Regions from separate parts of the Mus musculus genome. Here region 2 is linked to region 1. A link is a loop called in an ENCODE intact Hi-C map of the cell type or tissue named here. Cell type or tissue: heart. All regions are shown on one strand. Links, peaks and the distances in the headings refer to the core of each region. The heading gives the core; the rest is flanking DNA.

Region 1 (8,503 bases), core at 368-8,367:
CAAAGCAGAACAAAACAGGGGATATCCTGGCTTTTCTGCTTTCTCTAATACATCATTACTTTTCATTAAATTATTGTAAGAATACATGAAGTGATTCTTGGAATTAGTGATAGCCCTAGTGTTGAATCAAAATAACATCTCAAATAGGCTTTTCAATATTGATCACAAATAAATCTTATTTCAGCTCCTTATGGACTGAAATGATATTTCTCAAAAACATCATTAATGTTGCTAAATTTATTTAATGTTTGTTTTGAAAAAGTGTTAACACATGAACATTTTTGTTTTCTTTATTAAATTTGGTAATAAATTATCATTGGTAAATGATGAGACCCAAAATAAGAAAACATAATGTGGTTTTGTCTATGTTATAATATGCAGTTTCTCTTCCCAGAAGCTGTACAACAGTGGTTTTCAACCTGTGAGGCATGACAACTTCAGGAGCCACATATCAGATATCCTGTACACCAGATATTTTCATTAGACTTCAGAAAAGTAGTAAAATTACAGTAATGAAGTATCAACAAAAATATTTATATGATTTTGGGTCGTGACAATATGAGGAACTGTATGAAAGGGTCACAACACTAGGTAGCAAGAGTAGTCAAGAGTATCTACTCCTGTGCAAACATAGTGATCAAGAAGCAAGTTGTGGAGGAAAGGATTAATTCAGTGTACACTTAAACACTCCTGCTCATTACCAAAAGAAGTCAGGACTGGAACTCAAGCAGGTCAGGATGCAGGAGCTGATGCAGAGGCCATGGAGGGATGTTACTTATTGGCTTGCTTCCCCTGGCTTTCTCAAGTTGCTTTCTTATAGAACCAAGGACTACCAGCCAAGTGATGACACTACCTACAGTGGGCTAGTCCCTCCCACCTTGATCACTAATTGAGAAAATGCCTTATGGCTAGATCTCATGGAGGCATTTCCTCAGGGGAAGCTCCTTTCTCCAACATGGGTCAAGTTGACACAAAAAAACAGCCAGTACAGGTAAGTTGAGAACCACTGTCATGCAGTGTTTAATTTTACTACTATCTACTTAAAATATGATTATATAATTAGAGTAACTAATATACATATCCTATCAGCTAATGAAAAATCAACTAAGTCCTGCTCTTTTACTTATTTTGTAAAATTTTGTTAGGAAACTTTGTACATTATAAGATTCAAAGAATTAAGAGAGACTGAAATATAATGCTAAAGACGACTTCAGAATTCCACCTGACACTAATATTTAGTATATAGCCTTTTTGGTTAAAATGTGTCTTTTCAGAAATACAACTGTTTACCTATCTGTTAAGAAGATTGCAGGAAAACAACCCATAAATAATCTGTACAGTTGTACAGCTCTAAGTATAAGTGCTGTATCCTTAGATGTGTTGTGTGGGGCACTTTAAAACACATATAAAATAGATGGTTGTAGCTGCCCATTTTCTTTTCCCTAACTCCAAAAGCAAATATAATATTACATGTGATCCATCTATGTGGCAGCTACTTTACTAAAGATATACTTCAAGTGTTTTCTCTCTGGAAGTGATTTGTATTTACTGTTTAGGTGTCCACACATTCTGCATGATTTTCACAGGACTTTAGGCAAGTGTCATTTTGCAAAGAATACATATATTTGAGTCTATATAATGTCTTAAGGCACTGGTCTATGAGTCTGCAATTAAGTTAAAATGCTATTGAGAATGGACACCACAAGAAATCTTAAGACTGAACACACACACACACATACACACACACACACACACACACACACACACACACACACACACACACACAGAGAGAGACAGAGAGAGAGAGAGAGAGAGAGAGAGAGAGAGAGAGAGAGAGAGAGAGAGAGAAGCTGTGCTTCCTGAATGAATGCCCTTTTCTTCTACTCAGAGTGTTACATTTTATTTCTTTAACTTTTATAAAAAGGATAGAGATAGTTTATTGTCAGGCTTTCTGTTTTGTGCCATTTCGCAGTCTTGGGTGTTTGTTACAATGTACCTGGTTAATTGCATCCTACAAGAATTGTAATATAGTGCCTTTGGTGCAATTTTGCTTCAGATTATTTTTTGACTAATGATACAGTATTTACCTTGTTTTTAAATGTATACTTTAATCTTATCTCTCTCTCTCTCTTTTCTTTTCTTTTCTTTTCTTTTCTTTTCTTTTCTTTTCTTTTTAAGGCAATGATTTGGATGTGGGGTATATAAACCAATTCCTTGCTGTTTGGAATTACTTTTAGGATCACTTAATAAATATTTGACATGGATTCAAAATTATTTGTATTTTTGTTACTATACTAATGTTCTGTGTATGTCTATTAGACCACTCAGCACAATTATTCACATCAATATGATCATTTGCCATTATAATATATTATCTTCTGAAAGAAATGTCTTAGTGCTCCAATATATTTCTTCCATTAACTTATATAATTCTCATTTACAGGAAGTTTGGGTACAGGACTCCAAGGTCAATACTTGCTATTCTTTCAGAGGCCCTGCGATCATTTTCTAGAATCCAGCTCAGATGACTCACAAGTCCTGTACTTTCAGCTCTATGAATCCAGTCCTCTCTTTTGGCTTTTACAGACTCCAGTGCACATGTGGCACACAAGCACCAGCATTTGATTATTGTCTTTTCACAGTGAAATCATTATTATATTTTAAAATAATATCCTTAAATTTGACTTTTGGCACAGTGACATGTTGATTATATACAAATATCAATCAATGAACCATATTTTGCTGTTTTTCTTTGTACTAATAATTCTGATTTACACAAGAAATCTACACAAGTGTGAAGTCCTAACAAATTGGTAACAATCCAAGCCCTCTGAAGCAAAATCCCAAAGTTTTGCCATTTGCCTACTACTTCTCTGCTGTAAACAGTAGCCCATGGCAGAATTCACACAACAGCACAAGGCTTTGGGGATGGATGTTTAGAGATATTTATAGCAGCTCTCATGAGCCCAGAGCCTGAGCTGGCTTCAGCATACTTTTTTCTTCTTTCCTCCTTTTCAGCTTCCAGATTTTCTTCTCCTCCCACCCAGGGATGGAAGTTATACATCATGTGTACTTTACTTGCTGGTTTCCCTTGAATGTTTTAACAGAGATTGATTTGACAAACTACCCAGTCTATCTCTCTTCCTCCTAAATAACCTATGACCTGTAAGTTGCTTTAACTCTGACCCTTCTCACAACTTCCATGTTATTTCTATCTGATAGTTTAGCTTATAGTATTTTATGTTTTCAAGACATTTTTAGAATTTCTCAACATAATAATTTAGACAGTAGTAAGTTTCATTATGATATCTTAATCCATGTATTAACAATGATATGAGTTTTAATCACATCCCTCACTTTTTCTCTCATTTAAAAATTTTTATAAACATTGTATTGGTTCTTCATGAATTTCACAGCATCTACCCCAGTCCCACTCATCCTCCTGCTTCCCTAGTAATCACCTGACAGCCTTGCAACCTGCCCCACAACAGAGGTAAAAATCTGGTTGTGGAAGCTGTAGTGTGTCACAGTGTATACCACAGTACACGCCTTTGTCCACACGTCTTTGCTTGCAAATGTTCGTTGCAATGACTCGTTGATCTGGTATGAGGCCTCCAGCTTCTGCTGTATTATCAGTACTGGAACCTCACTGGGACTCCTCTTGAATATCCTGTTGTTGCCCTGTGTCATAGAAATCCTGAAGTTTTGGATCTGTAAGACCAGTCCCTTCATGCACTCCAGCAGTTCACTGATGGAGTGAATGTTGGAGAGGGACAATTCAAAGCCTTGCATCTGAGCCTGTCAGCTCATCAGCTTGTCAGCTCTCCCCCTCTCACACACACTCAGACAGGTTCATCATACCACTTCCATCAGACCCAGCTCTACTGTGCTGCCCAAGTAAGGTGCAGGGCCTGCTCTACCCAGTGCTGCAGCAGGTATGGGTATGTGCACATTGTCCAGCTCTGATGACCTTGGGGTCAGCTCTCCAGCCTTCTAAAGTCTTGTAGATGGCAAGGGGAAAAAGAGGGGGGATTTCTCTCTTGCCCATGTTGCTTCATGGCAGACAAGTGACAACCCCTCTCCCACACTCACACTCAAAAGGCTGACTTGCCTATGCTCCCATCACCAGGATCAGCTCTACTATGCCACGTGTTCCTCTTAGAGGTGCCCGGAGTCTCTGAACATCTGGGGTCATCTCAGGAGTAGTCTCAGGAGTACTATGATTTGTACCTTCTTTGTGGTGCTGAGCAGGGAACATCTCAGGCATGGTCTGTAACTCCAGGCCTGCATGGCAAATGACTGGGTCATCATCTCAGGCTAGTTCCCTCTCTGGGGCCCATGGTACCAGTTTGGTGGTCATCTCAGGCTTGTTCCTTGCTCAGCATGCCTTCCTAAGTGGCCCCACTTAAGACCCAACTGTCTTGGTCTTCTGTCCACGTCTATGGTCTCAGGCAAGATTCTACTAGTCTCTGGTTTGCTCGCTGCCCTGGGAGCCCATCTAGGAGTACCTGATTCTGGGCTGGTAGTTGTTGCTGGTTGGCTCCCTGTCCAGGCCACCTGGAACTGGACTGGTGATCATGCAGGCTCACTTTTTTTTCAGGTAATGTTAGGCTGCTAATAATTCAGATGTTCGTAAGTCAGATCACTTAGGGTAGACATAACCTCTCTCCTCTCTGCCACCTACTGACACACAAGTGACACAGCAGCCATATTTCACTGCCACTAGGGGCAGTGCTTATGGTTTTTGAACCTTTCCAATTTCATCAAATTAAAGTCACATTTAGTATTTAAAGTATATATTCAGTACTTGCTATTGAAATGTCATCATTATATACACAGCCGAAGTTTGTAAGCTGCTATGGATGCTGCAGCTATCCATCGTATAGATATCTAGGGACTGCTGGTGTGAATATGACATTCAGTAGCCAGTGTTCAAAGCATTCATCTAAACCTTAAATATCCACTCCTTTTGACTGTACTCTTTCCTAATATTTTTTCTTTTTAATAGATTGAGATATAATTTAAAGGTAATAAAAAATACTACTACTGAATAAAGTTTTGGTGATGGGAATAATCATTAAAAGCATGTTAGTATTTGGTCAGGTGCCACAGGTACACAAGTTTCTGTGGAGAATAATGTATTAAAAGCATGTGTGTGTGTGGGGGGGTTGATCTGGTAAACACTGTAGATTAGACAGATTATGATAGTCTGAGGAAATACCATCATCTTTGAAGAAAAATTCAAATAGTTTCAAAGATGAAATCTTGGTGCAATTCTATAAAAATTAACATGTGAAGCTATTTTGATAACTGATTATGTAGTTCCTTTTTAAAAAGATTTACTTATTTTATGTATATGAGTACACCATTGCTCTCTTCAGACATGCCAGAAAAGGGAATCAGATCCTATTACAGATGGTTGTGAGCCACCATGTGGTTGCTGGGAATTGAACTCAGGACCTCTGGAAGAACACTTAACCTCTGAGCCATCTCTCCAGCCTGCTTATATAGCTCTTAAGTGTGGCATATTCCCAAATATTCAGGAATTTTTTAAGCAACAGTGAAAGAGGGGATAGGGAATTAGGTTAAAAAATATTCATTCACTCCATGTATGTATCTGCATCTTTGAAAGCCCTGTTAAAGACTGTGGGCTGTGAATGTCTGGGAACAATAGATATAAAAAAAATATAACCTTATAAAGAGTATAGTAACAACACAAACACATACATACACAGACACACATGCATCCACACATGCATGCATGCACTCACACACAAACACACAGAAACTCAGTGCCTTACTGTTTTTTCCTCAAGCAGGCAAGCTATGCCTGTTAAGTATAATTCCTCTAAGAAGAATAGCAGAATTTTGGACACTTGAATGATTTCTCATTATAGCTAATATCATGACTATTTGATGTGACTACTACTCATTAAGAACTCAGATTTAATTTAAGTGGTTCTCAACCTGTGGGTCACCACCCCTTTGGTGTCAAATGACCTTTTGTATGGGGTTACATACCATATATCCTGTATATTAGATATTTACATTACAATTTATATCACTAGCAAAATTATAGTTGTGAAGTATCAATGAAAGACTTTTATGGCTGGGGGTCACCACAACATGAGGCCCTTTATTAAAGGGCCTCAGCATTAAGGAAGGCTGAGAACCACTGACTCAGAAGGACCACCATGCCTTTGCTTGCTTTAGAAAGCCATGTTTGCCAAAGCCAAGTCTTACCAGTTGATTAAGAAGATTTAAATCTGTCTTCAGTGGTTAATTTTTGTGACTAAAAAGATGTCATTTACTTATCATGTTAAAAATAAATTCTGATTGCTTTATTTCCATAGCAACAGAAAATCAGTCTTCCTAGGACGTAGGAATTCCTCTGGTCTCCATAGCTCCACTGCTTCCTTCTAAGCTCAAACAAGTAAGATACCAGTGATTTCCAGTTCCCTCCACTGATGTTCATTCTCCTTATAAGGATTTTGTATGAGCAAGAATAATTTTGCCTTGTATAATTCCCCTCCCTATGTCCTTGAGTTATCCATGAATTCATCTATTAGAACAGTGAATCTAAAAATGTATTTAGATTTCTGAGTAATAGAATTTGATTTCTAACAATCAAATGTGCGGAAAAACAAGACAAATTGGATAGGTATTGTGTTATCAAGCCAAGGGTTTTCAGGCTTCAAGAAGGAAGCAGATACAGACAGGAAAGATGGATCAGTGTGTAAAGGCTCTAGTCTGATGATCTGAGTTTGAATCATAGGAATCACATGGTCTTCCGACTTCCCTATGTGTGGACCCCTGAAAAGAAGCCTATTTTGGTTGAATGAGGCTTGCTCCAGTGACCCAGTAGGAAACTCTACAAGAGACAGAACAGCGAGCCACTTTCCCAGAGACAGGTACCTGACACCACAGAACCCCCAACTTCATTAATTCTGTGACTATAAGTCACACAGACAATGTCCCAAGCTTCTGGCATTCCAGCAAGACTCCACCCCCACAGTTACCTGACTATAGCCAGTTACCTCATAGCCCAGCCCACTATAAATGGGCTGCTTGGCCCCTCCTAGTTCTCTTTAAGCTCTCACATTTCTTACTCTCCTCTCTAGCCTTCTCTCTCTCTCTCTCTCTCTCTCTCTCTCTCTCTCTCTCTCTCTCTCCCTTTCCCCTTTCCATGTGGCCATGACCAGCCTCTCTCCCACTTTCTACCTTCTCTCTCTCTGCCTGTCTACAATAAGGCTCTAAAACCATAGACTGTCTGTGCTCATCAAGGCCCACCATGCTGAACAATAGGATAGGCTTTCCCCTAACAAGCCACATCTAACCTCCTGGTGGAAGGCCTTTCTGTGCTCCAGCCATGGACCAGACCAAGGACTCTCATCTGCGTAGGAACCACCCAATGCCCCCTCTTCCCCTTCCCTCTCCTCCCTTCAGCCCCAGGGATGACCAAGCCCCCCTTTGGGGGCCCCCATTTGTTCTCAGCTCTTCCACAGTATCCAGTGTGGGATCACCTAGACTGAGAACCTGTTATCTCTGTTATTTCTGGCCTCAATGAGGCCCAGAGACCTAGGACTGCCCCTTGTTCATGCTCTGCCAAGCAGGGGTCCAATGACTTCTCACAGCCAGACACCCATCCAGGGCTGCATGGAAAGCATGCGGCCGTCCTCCTGCATCCGTCTGCCCAGAGCACCAGAACTCTGGCAGGACTTGGGTTTTCTTCCACTCCCTTTATTCCCCCATCCCACTGCCCAACACTTATGTATGGCCATGACATGCACATGTGTACATTCCTCTGTACACACACAAAGTAAATAAATGTAATATAATTTAAAAGAAAGCATTTTCTTCACTCCTTCATTTAGTGATGAGAATCTGACCCAATTCCATATCTTCAATATTTAAGAGTACAACAATAAAGATGAGCATGATGATGCCCTCCAAGGTATCATCCTGAGTGAGGTAACCCAATCACAAAAGAACTCACATATGTACTCACTGATAAGTGGATATTAGCCCAGAAACTTAGAATACTCAAGATACAATTTGCAAAATGCATGAAACTCAAGAACGAAGACCAAAGTGTGGACACTTCTCCCCTTCTTAGAATTGGGAAAAAAACACCCATGGAAGGAGTTACAGAGACAAAGTTTGGAGCTGAGTTGAAAGGATGGACCATCTAGAGACTGCTGTAACCGAGGATCCATCCCATAATCAGCCTCCAAACACAGACACCATTGCATACACCAGCAAGATATTGCTGAAAGGACCCAGATATGGCTGTCTCTTGTGAGGCTATGCCAGTGCCTGGCAAAAACAGAAGTGGATGCTCACAGTCAGCTACTGGATGGAACACAGGGCTCCCAATGGAGGAGCTAGAGAAAGAACCCAAGGAGCTGAAGGGGTCTGCAACCCGATAGGTGGAACAACAATATGAACTAACCAGTATCCCCATAGCTCGTGTCTCTAGCTGCATATGTATCAGAAGACGGCC
Region 2 (8,503 bases), core at 279-8,278, 610 kb before region 1:
TTGTTAAAAGTTTCGGCTGCATTGGGGGCTGGAGAGATGGTTCTGTAGCACCACTGCTCTTCCATAGGTCCTGAGTTCAAGTCCCAGCAAGTACCTGGTGACTCACAAATATCTATACTGAGTTCTGATGCCCTCTTCTGGCATGCAGGTGTACATGTAGATAAAGTGCTCATATATAAAATATATATATATATATATATATATATATTAAAATCAGCTGCATATTAAAGTTGACTGTTACAAATCATATGAATCTGTCACTAAATGTCATTTTAGGAATAGGTATAATGGAGATGAATACATCTTTTGTAAATATTGAGGTAAGGGCAGTATTTGATATGCTAAACTTTTTTTTCAATTTGGTTGACATTCAACTCTGAGTTAATTATACTGCATTCCCTACTCCATTTAGAATGTAGTACCTTGAACTTTACATGATTAATTTAGCATAAACTTAAAAAAATACCTTTGATAGTTTTTCTTTCCTTGGGCTAAAGTTGATTTATTTGAATCACTGCACTCGTTAGTTTAAGATGGAATTGTAATAGATATGTATGATTTATTCAGTAGAAGGAAAAAGTATAACTGTGTATATGCTGCATGTTCATTGCTACTATCAAGTGCAAATATAGTTTTCTAAATAAGCTTTAGAATGAAACTAATTCTAATTTCAAACTCTAAATTAACCATGTTTATTAAAAATTGTAAGTTAACTAAATTTATTAGCTGCTCTTTTGCAGTGGCTGCATGAAGATTTCGAAAACATCCTTTTTTTTTTTTTTTTTGGTCTGGACAAGTTTATGGCTTGGGCTGTTGAGCATACATGTGTATTATCATGGCAACAGGAGATACAGGGAAAAGAGACAAACTTATGCTGATGCAATCGGCTGTCAAAGACATTGTTCTGACACACTGTGAGAGTAGTGCACACAGTGAAATGCATGCTTTCATATACCTGTAAACATATTTCTTCCAGACCAGTGCCTCTGTGTGATAGGCAGGCACTCTATCACTGAATTATACTCCCTGCTTAGATAAAGATAATATGCAAACACAGCACAATCAGACAGACATCTGGAATCAACACTGTGTAAACCAGCATTTGGGTACTCTGGCATTGAGGGACCCGATTTGATAGTAAAGTGCAATATGTGATAGTTCTTTCTATTAACCAGACACTGAAAAACTATCCAGCACAAGGAATTGACAGTCATGTAGAAGGACAGGGAAAAGTAATTAGGTTGCAGTTTATATGATCAGTATAAAACTGAGGTATACGAAATGCTGGAACTATTTCCCTACTTCCTGTCCAACACTGTGAAGGAGAAAGAGGACAGGTAATAGAGCCATATTTCTAAAGGACACTTCTATTTTGAAAGATAGACATCCCACACCCCCATCTGCTACACTAGTGGGAAGCCACATGGCAGTTGAAAGATGCCCTTAATTCTGCAATCGTTAGCTTGTTTCAGGATCACTCCATGTTAACACGTTCTCTTGCCTCCTCAGTTTTCATCTCGTGTGATACAAAACTTCCCCTCTGCCTCCCTGGGTCCCACCAATTATACTGAGCATATGAAACCCTAACAAACTTAATACCCATGATAAGGGTCCATGATTCGCCGAAGAATGATACCCTGGACTCACATAGTATGCAAAACCAGAGAGCATTTTTTGTTTTTTTTTTGTTTTGTGTAAGTCCAACATGCTGAGTCTACCATCTTCCAAGGTGGAGGTCCTGAAATGAGCTCACATGCCCATTTTAAAGCACATTAGGGGAATTCCAGTGAAGGGTAGGTGACCTCTATCTTAACCTGTTGGATCTATCTCTAGGTACATTCCAGAACCATTGCTGGGGCTTGGGGGCCGGGGAGGGGGGCAAGGCTGGAAACTGTTACTGGGGAAGCCTGGAAACTGTTGATGAAGAAGTCTAGAAACTGCCGCTGACCCATCCAGCTTACCTCAGGCCTGGAGGCTGGGCAGCTTCTGAGGCCTGGACTTCCCCACTTCTTGGAAACAGAGATTTAGGTCTAGTGCCCCAAACTGCCAGTTTGAAGCCTGTAATGGAGTCAGCCTGTCTCACCATGATAGCCAATAATATACAGTCTTGCTTACTCTTCCTCCAGCTTCGATTAGTTCATATTTAAAACTAAATTGTGATGTGGAATTGGTGGTATACAAGTGGTATATTTATTTAGGAGCAGTTATTTGGTGTATGTGGTGCAAAACAAGACACTCTCCCACTCTCTGTGGAGAGAACCCCAACTAGCTGCCTTTCACAGTGGAGGACAGTGTTCAGCTGCAAAAGATTGTTGTGTTTTATATGAATGTATTGTGCCAGGGGGTGGCAGGATGTTCAGAAGTTGAAACAGCCAGATGGTTAGTGTGGGAACTTTTTCCGGCAGACAAGGTGCTGACAGTTGCTGTTAGGTTTATTCAGCTGGCCTCTAAGGGCTTCTGAGAAATGCTTTAGGTTTTTGTTTCCTTACAGAACCCAGCTAGAGTCCTTGACATCAGCACTACAACGCTGGTGCCTGATTTAGAGACCTAACAGTTCAGCCCTTTATTGATGATAAGGGGTGACAGTATTTCACATAAGCTGCTTCCTGCTGAGTAGACATATTGGCAAAGGGCGGGTGTGGAATGCTGATCCAAAGCAGGGGTGTAAGCTGGCAGCTGAGAATATAGGAGACCTGGGGGAGCAGCTGAGACTATAGGAGACCTGGGGGAGCAGCTGAGACTATAGGAGACCTGGGGGAATACTGTCAGAAGCATCTGGTTCACTCAGTAATTCTGTTCTGAAAAAAAAATCTGAAGAGATGGGGCACTCTTTACCATGTGGGAGATGGGAAGGCAGAGGAGAGGAAGGAGCTGAGAGTGCTGACTGGAGTCAGCTCCCAAAGGTTGGATTCTGCAACCCAGCTCTGGGTTGTTCTTAAAGCCACTCTACTACCTGGGCAGACTGGTTTACATAATAGCATTCGTTGTTGAGGAAGAGACAAGTACCTCTTTTTCTCTGTGGTCAGCAAGTCAGGGGCCTTTTGGCTTTGTAGGACCACTGGGACTAGAGAGGTGAGCCGGTTCCTGGGCAGTAGTAGAGGCAAGATTGGTTCCTGGATGGTATCTGCCAGCTGGGTAGGAGTCTCTGAGGACAGATGTAGACTGTGGACAGAAGGGAAACAAATATCCTTCTGATAAAGTTTTTAAGAGAGTATTTCTTAGTGAAGCAGAGATGGCTAAACAGTTAAAGGGTGCCTGTTGTTCTTTCAAGAGACTGGAGTTTAGTTCCCAGCACCAATACAAGGCGGGCATTGTCTGCAACTCTAGTTCCTGGAGGATCCTATTCTTTCCTCTGGCTTCTGAAGGTACCTACTACATGTGTATCCATACACATAAATTTAAAAAAAAGTAAATCTAAAGAAAAGAATATTTCTTGTTCCTGACATATGTCTATTACCAGTCCCTGAGAATATCAGAACAAACTTAGGCTATACTGACGTATACATAGAAAAGTATATAAGTAATTCTTATTTTTAGTGAGTACTCTGTCTGCATGTATACCTGCATGCCAGAAGAGGGCATCAGATCCCTAGATGTGGTTGCTGGGAGTTGAATGCAGGAACCTCTGAAAGAGGAGCCAGTGCTCATAGTGAGTGAGCCTTCTCACTAGTCCCAGTTATTTTAAATTTAACTTAGTGGGGTTTTTCTTTTCTCAGCACAAATAAAGAACCATTCACTTCCCATCAAAGCTGCATTGTAGGAAACGTATTAATTATACCTTATAATTCATGCTTTATATTTCTGGATCCTCATCCAATTATTGCCAAAAAACAATGACAACCAAAGCAAACCAAACCAAACCAAATCAAACAAACACCAACAAAACAAAACTGACTGAAATGGGATTTCTTTATCTCAGAGGATGCAGACACTTTTATGAAGTTATCAGTGACTGACTATGTTTTTGAATTATATATTATTTTCCAGCTCTTATTTATTTAAATTCAGCTCAAACTAACTGTCATATAATAGACATAAGAAATAAGCTAAATTACAACTATAAGGATCTTGTAGTTGTGCCCACGTAAACTCCTTCCTTATTTTATAAGTTATCACTATAAGTAAACCTTTTAAGTAGAATTTTTTCTCTTAAAAAGCTTAAACTATAGTGGGTTTGTTTCAAATATACGTGACACTTTTGTCTCTGAAATCTGATTGCAATGCTCTGCTTTTTGTGCATATTTTAAAAGGGTCTCATGAGAAGAATTCTGTCAGGAATAGGGTCAGAAAAGGTTTATTTTGGCAGACTTTAGAGTGAGATCCCTTAAGTAACTCTTATGAGCCCAGTGTCCATGTTGTCAGCAGTGTTTAGCAGTTCCCTTCCACTTTGAAATATTCCATCCCGCAGGTTTTTATTGTTTTGGTTTAGGTTTTGAGATGGGTCTCTCTAGTTCTGACTATCTTGCAGCTTATTATATGGATAAGGCTGGCCTTGAACTCACAGAGATATGCTTACCTCTGCCTCACAAGTGCCTAGTTTAAAGGTGTGTAATACAATGCCCAGCTTAAATTTTCTTTTGTTTTGTTGTTTTTTATGTTTATGGATGTTTTGCCCACATACCTGTCTGTGTACCATGTACATGCATTGGCCAAGGAAACCAGTAGAGGGCAGAAGATCACATGGAACTGGAGTTACAGAAGGTTGTAAGCCACCACATGGATGCTGGGAATTGAACACCATCCTCTGGAAGAGCAGTAATGCCGATGCCCTCCAAGCTCTCTCTCCAGCCCTGCTTTAAGATAGAAGATAACTCAAAATAGCTTCAGAAAGGAAGTCTCTGAAACTGACCAGATTTACTGGGCCCCTCCCTCCCAAGAGCAAAGGCTGCTCAAGGTCATGCTCAAATAAACCAAACTTGAGAGACTCTTGAGTTCAGACCAGGAAGCAGCAGAAACCATAGAGCTGCCTGGAGAGGGTTCAGACCAATTGAGGAAAGGACACTCTCCAACCTGTCTGGCTGTCTGTGGAGTAGGCTCTGGGCTCCCATGTTTTGTGATCTGTCACCCATGCTGTGGTAGGCTTTGACGATGTAGGTGTCTTTGAGTCATTTCTGCTCCTTTATCCCTCACCCACATTCCTGTTAAGAACCCTTATAAAGTTCATTGGTTCACCAGTTATACTTTGGTGATATCCAGTTTGGTCAGCCACAGGCTCTCTACGTGGGGTCATATGTATGTGTTGTGTCTCACCAGGAAAAGTCATTGCAGAACAGACAGAAGTTAAATTGCTGTTAGCTGACAAACGACTTTACAACTTTGTACCTTTAGTCTTCATCTGTAACTACAGCATGCATATGACAAAATAGGAGGCAGAAACAGGAAGGCTATCAGGAAGCCCTTGGCCAGCTTGCCTGGAGTATACAGCAGAAATAAGGAAGGTGCCACCTCTGCAGGACAGAAGGTGAAATTGACTCTACAGAGTTGTTCTGTGACCTCCACATGCATGCTCACACACATCACCTTATCTGTCCATAGATATTTCATGGCTTCAACTTCTATTATAAAGCCAGAAAGCCAATAAGACATACATACATACATACATACATACATACATACATATGTACAGTGTGTGTGGGGGGGGAGGGAGGGAGGAGACCCCTGTTGGCTAAAAATGTAACCTGTTCATGGTACTGAAGATCTTACTTGGTGTCATGATATCTAGCTGGGGTATTGTCTCTCCTAAATGGTAACTCTATTTAAACTCCTTTTAATAATATGTATGTCTTAGGGTTTTACTTCTGTGAACAGACACCATGACCAAGGAAACTTTTTTGGACAATATTTAATTGGGGCTGGCTTACAGGTTCAGAGGTTCAGACTGTTATCATAATGGTGAGAGCGGGGCAGTGTCCAGGCAGGCATAGTACAGGAAGATCTGAGAGTTCTACCTCTTCATCAGAAAGCAGCTAGAGGAAGACTGACTTCCAGGCAGCTAGGATGAGGGCCTTAAATCCCACACCCACAATGACATGCCTACTCTACTCCAATGGGGCCACATCTCCTAATAGTGTCACTCCCTGGGCAAAGCATATCACTTTACTTCTTAGCACCCATAGGCTTGTTCAAACACAAGGCTTTGGGGGCCATGCCTAGTCATAGCATAATAAAAGGTACATTAGGTCCAACTTCCAAAGCCCTCATAGTCTATAGCAGTCTCAACAATGTTAAAAGTCCAACGTTCATAGTCTCTTCTAAGATTCATCCAATCACTTAACTGTAATCCTTAAAGAAAGACAGGAAACCAGCCAGGAAAACTCCAAACTCTGCATCTCCTTGTCTGATGTCAAAGCAGTCTTCAGATCTCCACTTGTTTTTTGACTTTGTTGACGGCAACAAGCTTTCTCCTGGGCTGGTTCTACTTAGCAGCTGTCCACAGCTCTGGCATCTTTAACATCTTGGGGTCTCCAAGTCAACATCAGCTTTACAGCTTCTTGTTCCAGTATCTGGGATCCACACATGATCTTCTGGGCTCCTCCAAAGGGCTTGGGTCACTTCTCCATCTCTGCCCTTTGTAGCACTCGAGGCTCTGGTTGTGAAAGACTCTGAGAGGAGCCCCTCGCTCAGGCCTTGGGACAATGGCGGACACCCAAGAACTCACAAGAGACCAAGCTTGATGTAAACCACATGAGGCTTTATTCCGGGAAAGCCAGAGCTCTGGGGATGACTCATATCCCACGCAGGGGTAGAGCAGTCGACCTCAAGGGGAAAGAGGTCCCAGTTTTTATAGGCCCTCAGAGGTGAAAGGAGAAAGGGGCGAGAGTAGGGGATTTCCAGATCTAAACAATGTCTAGTCTCAAGAAATGGGTATGGGAGGGGTACAAGGAAAGAGTCTGGTGCAGGTGTAGCAACTCAGGATTGGCCCGGCTGTGGTTGCTGGGGAGATTTTCTGACTCTTTCCCAGAAACCAATATCATAAACACCTGGCAATGGGCTTCATCAGTGGGCACACACATGGGTTCAAGGAACGGTCAAAACATTGGCAGACACACGGGTTCAAGGAGTGTCCAGAGCATTGTGCACCTCTATTTTTCTAAATCAGTGAAGCTAGTTCTGCAAACAGTGACATCTATCTTGCCAATTTCAGGACTTCTGTGACCTTTTACATTCTGTCAGGATCTTTCTGTTGATTCCACTCCACTGCTGCTGCTATTCTTGGTGATCATTCTATGGTACTGGGATACCCTGGGATCTCCAACTGCAACTAGGCTTCACCAATAGCCTCTTATAGTCTCTCTTCTTGGTGCTAAACCTCACCTTTCTTTGCATGACCCCTTTCAGTCCTGGACCATCAACAGCAACTGAGGCTGTACCTTCACCAATGGCCTTCCCTGGCCTCTCACAGTGTCAAGCCTCATTCAGCTACTCTCCATGACTCCTCCATACCTTCAAAACCAGTACCACCTGAGTGATTCTTACACATTAGCAAGTCCAGCTGCAGCATGAGGTTCAACCTTGGCTATCTCTGGAATACTGATTCTTTGCAATCTCAGAAAATGCTTATCAGATTTCACCTCAGAGATGCTGGTTTCTTCTTAATCACTGCTAATTTCTTAGCTCCAGCTAACCAGCATTAATTGTCCCAGCATCATGTGTCAAAAGCCAGAGCCACATGGCCAAAGGTGTCAAGTTCTGCTGCTTGGTGAAGCTGGAACATCACCCCCTTCTTTATTACCAGCTTTCTGTTTTTCCACTCCCTCACTGCCTAAGCTTGGCTGTCCTGGAACTTGCTCTGTAGATTGATCTTTGAACTCCAAGATCTGCATAGCTCTGACTCCTGTAATGCTTGGATTAAAGTCATGGACCACCATGCCTGGACTTAAGCTTTTTTCACCTAGAACCTGCTCTGTTCAAGGCTGGACTTGAACTCAAGAATCTGCTTGCCTTTGCCTCCTGGGATTAAAGGATTGTACTACCATAACCTAAACTTAGCTGGGTAGGATCATGCCCCAAGCTCACCACTCCCTTAATTCAATTTAATATCTGTGAATACAGACTTCAGCTCCACTTCACTTCCTGGTGCTCCTTTAATATTTGAACCATATATTTAATACTTTTCCTTTTCTAAGCTTGCTATGCTTGTTCAAAATGCTCTTCGTGAGATTTAACCAGAGAACAAAGTCGCTGTTGGGCTTTTTTGAAACTTCCTTTTTCAAAGCAATTAATCTAAATCTCTTCACCTTAGCCTCAGGTATACTGTTCAGACAAGGGCAAAAAGCAGCCATTCCTCATCATAACAGTACAAAACCAGTCTCTAAGCCATGTACTGGAATTCTTCTCCACTGAAATCTCTTGGGCCAGGTCTGCACAGTTCAAATCACTCTCAGCAACAAAGTCTTGCATAGTCCTACTAGGACAGCCTATTAAGCCCCACTTGAAACATTCCACTGATTCCCAAATCCAAAGTCCCCAAATCCACATGCTTCCAAACAAAAGCATGGTCAGG

What was found. Hi-C counts contacts between places; a loop is a spot of excess contacts. Peaks named below come from ENCODE experiments on the same cell type or tissue, not always from the same donor. Only the 100,000 strongest peaks of a DNase experiment are listed, where the experiment ranks them.
Region 2: it touches region 1 in a loop (4-fold over the local background); 2 of 42 quality-filtered maps call a loop at or near these places.

The regions. Positions count from the first base shown.
Region 1 is chr9:82,244,078-82,252,580 of GRCm38, reverse strand. It overlaps Gm23748 (a small nucleolar RNA gene), which reads right to left and starts at 4,733; the gene lies at 4,603-4,733. Gm35548 (a long non-coding RNA gene) reads left to right here. Exons shown (of 3, transcript XR_379658.2): 3 at 2,444-2,650. In heart, for the core only: a CTCF peak has its summit at 4,711 (motif pointing left); no DNase peak of the experiment used is centred there.
Region 2 is chr9:82,849,331-82,857,833 of GRCm38, reverse strand. It overlaps Gm38553 (a long non-coding RNA gene), which reads right to left and starts at 4,755. Exons shown (of 3, transcript XR_870948.2): 1 at 4,622-4,755; 2 at 3,007-3,162. In heart, for the core only: a CTCF peak has its summit at 3,568 (motif pointing right); no DNase peak of the experiment used is centred there.